Regions from separate parts of the Homo sapiens genome. Here region 2 is linked to region 1. Evidence: read pairs that join two places in POLR2A ChIA-PET (ENCODE). Cell type or tissue: PC-9. All regions are shown on one strand.

Region 1 (2,500 bases):
AAAAAGCACACCTGTCATCCCAGAACTTTGGGAGGCCCAGGTGGGAGGACTGCTTGCACCCAGGAGTTGGAGACTAGCTTGGGCAACACAGTGAAAACCTGTCTCTACAAAAAATTTAAGAATTAGCCTGGTGTGGAGATGCACACCTGTGGTCCCAGCTACTCAGGAGGCTGTGGCAGGAGGACTGCTTGAGCCTGGGAGTTTGAGGTTGCAGTGAGCTATGATGGCGCCATGGTACTCCAGCCTGGGCAGGGACTCTGTCTCAAAAAACAAAAACAAAAGCACACCTGCTTTTTGAGAGCCCTACTCTCAGGAGAGCCTCCAGCCACCTCGTTGGCCATCATTCTATGGCTCTAGTTTCAAACACACATTTCAGACAAGTTGGTACAAGGAGACGTGCACTCCTACCTATTCACTTCTTCAAGAAGCATTTCCTGAGCGCCTGTAAACTATGCTTGGCATGGAGAGGTGAACAGAGGACTAGGCTTGGTCTCTGCCCTGCTGGACTACATTCCAGTCTCATCCTAATTCTGTCTGCTGGGTCATGTGTGGTTGGCAGAATGATGCCCCTCACCCTAATCCCTGGAACCCGTGAATGTTTTGTTACATGGCAAAGGGGAATGAAGGTTACAGATGAAATTAAGGTTGCTCATCAGCGGACTCAAAAAGAGATTATCCTGGACTGAGTAGCCCAATATAATCATGAGGGTCCTTGAATGGGGAAGAGGCAGATGAGCCGGAACCCAGGACAGTATCTGAGAAAGACTCTACTAGCCACTGCTGGCTTTGAAGATGGAAGGAGGCCACAAGCCAAGAAATGCAGGCAGCCTCTAGGAGCTGGGCAAGTCAAGAAAATAGATTTTCCCCTAGAGCTTCCAGGAAGGAACACAGCCCTGCCAACAGCTTGATTTTAGCTCAGTGAGACCCATTTTGGACCTCTGACCTCCAGAACTGTAAAATAATAAATTTGGGTTTTGTTTTGTTTTTAGAGAGGGTCTCGTTCTGTCGTCCAGGCTGGAGTGCAGTGGTGTGATCATAGCTCATTGCAGCCTTGAACTCCTGGGCTGAAACAATCCTCCTGTCTCAGCCTCCCAAGTGGCTGGGACTACAGGCACAAGCGATGTGTGTTGTTTTTTTTTTTTTTTTTTGAGACGGAGTTTCGCTCTGTCGCCCAGGCTGGAGTGCAGTGGCGCGATCTCGACTCACTGCAAGCTCCGCCTCCCGGGTTCACGCCATTCTCCTGCCTCAGCCTCCCGTGTAGCTGGGACTACAGGCGTGCGCCACCATGCCCGGCTAATTTTTGTATTTTTAGTAGAGACGGGGTTTCACCGTGTTAGCCAGGATGGTCTCGATCTCCTGACCTCGTGATCCGCCCGTCTCAGCCTCCCAAAGTGCTGGGATTACAGGCGTGAGCCACCGCGCCCGGCCCGATGTGTGTTGTTTTAAGCCATTAGATTTGTGTGATTTGTTACAGCAGCAAATAGGAAACTGACATAAGGACCATGGGGAAGAAGGAACCATTTCTTTGAGAAATGGTTTTCCCTTTTGGAAAAAGGAATGGACATCTGCCCTTCTATACAAGTTATTTTTGTAAGGGCCAAATAAACTGTATGTAAGCTTCTTTTTTTTTTTTTTTTTTGGAGACAGAGTTTCACTCTGTTGCCCAGGCTGGAGTGCAGTGGCGCAATCTCGGCTCACTGCAACTTCCACCTCCCAGGTTCAAGCAATTCTCCTGCCTCAGCCTCCCAAGTAGCTGGGATTACAGGCGCCTGCCACCACACCTGGCTAATTTTTATATTTTTAGTAGAGATGAGGTTTCGCCATATCGGCCAGGTTGGTCTCAAACTCCCGACCTCAGGTGATCTGCCCGCCTCAGCCTGCCAAAGTGCTGGGATTACAGGCGTGAGCCACCACGACTTGCCTTGTATGTAAGCTTCTTAAACTCAGTAGGAGCCCAAACAACACAAGCACTTACTGCTGTTATGAGGCAATTTACTGAGCTGGTGTCCCCTGGAGGTGTCTGTCCACTGCTCATCTTATCTATTCTCTGGACACCTAACTGAATTGCTGAGTGGCCCCATCTGGGCCTCAGCTCCACCAGGGTAAGGTGGGCACCCCTCAGGCTCTAGCTAGAACAAACTGCATGTGTGGAAATCAGTATCAGGCTTCTGGGAAACACTGGCCTACCCGGACCCAGTGACCAATTCCAGGAAACAAGGAAACACTAAGAAAAGCCCACCTGGTCAGGTGCGGTGGCTCACGCCTGTAATCCTAGCAGTTTGGGAGGCTGAGGCAGGTGGATCACCTGAGGTCAGGAGTTCGAGACCAGCCTGGCCAACATGGCGAAACCCTGTCTCTACTAAAAATACAAAAATTAGCTGGGCATGGTGGCACACGCCTGTAATCCCAGCTACTCAGGAGGGTGAGGCAGGAGAATCGCTTGAACCTGGGAAGCAGAGGATGCACTGAACCGAGATCGCGCCACTGCACTCCAGCCTGG
Region 2 (2,500 bases), 120 kb after region 1:
TGAAGGAACCTTAAATGCTTATTGGTCTGTGAAAGAAACCAGTATGAAAGGGCAACATACTGGCCCAGTCCAACTATATGACATTCTGGAAAAGAGCTGTACATTTGATATCAGGAAAAAAACAGAAACAACAAAATGATATCAATACTTCAAACAGCAAGGGTTTAGAAAGTATAAAAATTTGGAAGAGAAGTACTGTAAGAAACAAATTATATATGAGCACTAAAAGCTGAAAATTCTTTTTTTTTTTTTTTGAGAAGGAGTCTCGCTCTGTCACCAGGATGGAGGGCAGTGGCGCAATCTCGGATCACTGCAACCTCTGCCTCCTGGGTTCATGCGATTCTCCTGCCTCAGCCTCCCGAGTAGCTGGGACTACAGGCGCGCACCACCACACCTGGCTAATTTTTTGTATTTCAGTAGAGACAGGGTTTCACCATGTTGGCCAGGATGGTCTCGATGTCCTGACCTCGTGATCCGCACGCCTCAGCCTCCCAAAGTGCTGGGATTACAGGTGTGAGCCACCAAGCCTGGCCTGAAAATTCTTATCAGGATACACAGTGACCAATGAAGAAGATCAAATAAAAAATAACATTTCAATTAATCCTTTACTTCTCAGGAGGCTGAGGTGGAAGGACCATTTGAGCCTAGGAGAGGGCAGTTGCAGTGAGCTGAGATCATGCCACTGCACTCCAGCCTGGGTGACAAAGTGAGACTCCATCTCAAAAAAAAAAAAATAAAAAGGATGGGGGCAGGGAAACAGGTCAGGTGAGGTGGCTCACGCCTGTAATCCCCACACTTTGGGAGGCTGAGGCAGGTGGACCGCTTGCGCCCAGGAGCTCAAGACCAGCCTGGGCAACATGGTGAGATCCTGTCTCCACAAAAAATTAAAAAAAAAAAAAATTAGCTGGGTGTGGTGGCATGAGCCTATAGTCCCAGCTACTTGGAAGGCTGAGGTAAGAGGATTATTTGAGGCCAGGAAGCTGAGGCTGCAGTGAACCGTGATCACACCACTGTACTCCAGCCTGGGCAACAGAGTGAGACCTTACCTTAAAAAAAAAAAGTAAAAGAATCATGTTTTCCTATCTCTATGTTTCCAGATGGATCCATTTCTACATGCATTTACTATCAACATTAAATCTCTGCCAATGATGCGTTTAAATCCCAACAAACCTGAAAAACCAAATACTTCAAGCCCAATGCCAAAGAAGAGCCTATGAGCATGCCAGCTGTTTGCCTTTTCACCTTCACCTAACACCACTCCCTCCTAATGGAAAATTTCAACATGCAAATTGTTATGCAGATGCAGAACACAGATAACTGGTAATGGCTGGTACAATATTCCATGAGGTTTCTAACTTACAAAACCACATTGTATTCATATTCTGTATTTGTGTCACAGGGAACTGAACCCCAGAATGATCTTAATCCTCAAATGCCATTAATGAAACCATTTTCATTAAGTAGCGAAGTCCAGGACCTGTGTTAGTACTGGTAATACAGTGCCCACAAGTAGCTGAAAATCAAATATGCACCAGTAAAACTGTATGAGTTGTGGGAATGCAGCAGAGACAGCCACTATGGTAAATTAAGAATGTTTCAGAAGAGGTGGTAAGCTTGGTTTTAAAGATTTAAGTTCATGAGGTGAACAAGGAAGGGAAAGGCATTCTGGGGAGAAGGAACAATTGGCCAGATTCCAAATGGCTTTAAATGCCATGTAATCTGGATTATATCCTTTGTGTAATAAGGAATCACTGAAGGTTTTTAAGTAAGGGTGTGACAATATCACGTGTTTTAGAAAGAACTCTGGCAGCAGGGTAGAGCATGGACGGAACTGAAAAGCTACTGCATAATCTTGGCAAGAGATAAGGGCTCGCACTAAGGCAGTGAGGATGGGAATGAGAGGACTGCTGACAAGAGAGAAGACAGGTCTTGAGACCATCTGCCTGGATGTTAAAGACTGGAGAAGTAAAAGATCACTGAGGGACTAAATGAAATGCCATGGTTGGGAACACAGAAGGAATTCTTTTTTTTTTTTTTGAGAAGGAGTCTCAGCTCTGTCGCCCGCCCAGGCTGGAGTACAGTGGTGTGATTTCAGCTCACTGCAACCTCCGCCTCCCAGGTTCAAGTGATTCTCATGCCTCAGCCTGCTGAGTAGCTGGGATTACAGGTGCATGCTACCACACACGGCTAATTTTTGTATTTTTAGTAGGGGTTTTGTATTTTTAGTGGGGTTTCACCATGCTGGCAGGCTGGTCTCAAACTCCTGACCTAAAGTGACCCGCCCACCTTGGCCTCCCAAAGTGTTCGGATTACAGGCGTGAGCCACTGTGCCCGGCCAGGAATCCCTTATATTATTAACTTTCAATATAAAAAAGTTGCCTAAGGCATATATAAGTGGCAACTGTTGAACAGGCAGTGCAGTAATAGGGACAGGCTCAGGAGAGAGGTAAATGCTGTAGATAAATATCTGGGAATTAACATTTGGGTGAGAACTGACACC

The links. Peaks named below come from ENCODE experiments on the same cell type or tissue, not always from the same donor. Only the 100,000 strongest peaks of a DNase experiment are listed, where the experiment ranks them.
Region 2: POLR2A ChIA-PET joins it to region 1 with 9 read pairs; 7 of 35 experiments call an interaction of 5 or more read pairs at or near these places.

The regions. Positions count from the first base shown.
Region 1 is chr11:63,819,538-63,822,037 of GRCh38, reverse strand. The region is part of intron 5 of SPINDOC (spindlin interactor and repressor of chromatin binding); the gene reads right to left. Among named protein-coding and RNA genes, the nearest start is that of SPINDOC, 7.3 kb to the right of the region's middle. In PC-9, no CTCF peak of the experiment used is centred here; no DNase peak of the experiment used is centred here.
Region 2 is chr11:63,698,843-63,701,342 of GRCh38, reverse strand. All of the region lies in intron 1 of RTN3 (reticulon 3), which reads right to left. Among named protein-coding and RNA genes, the nearest start is that of RTN3, 19 kb to the right of the region's middle. In PC-9, no CTCF peak of the experiment used is centred here; a DNase peak (open chromatin) is centred at 1,192; H3K27ac peaks cover 809 bases.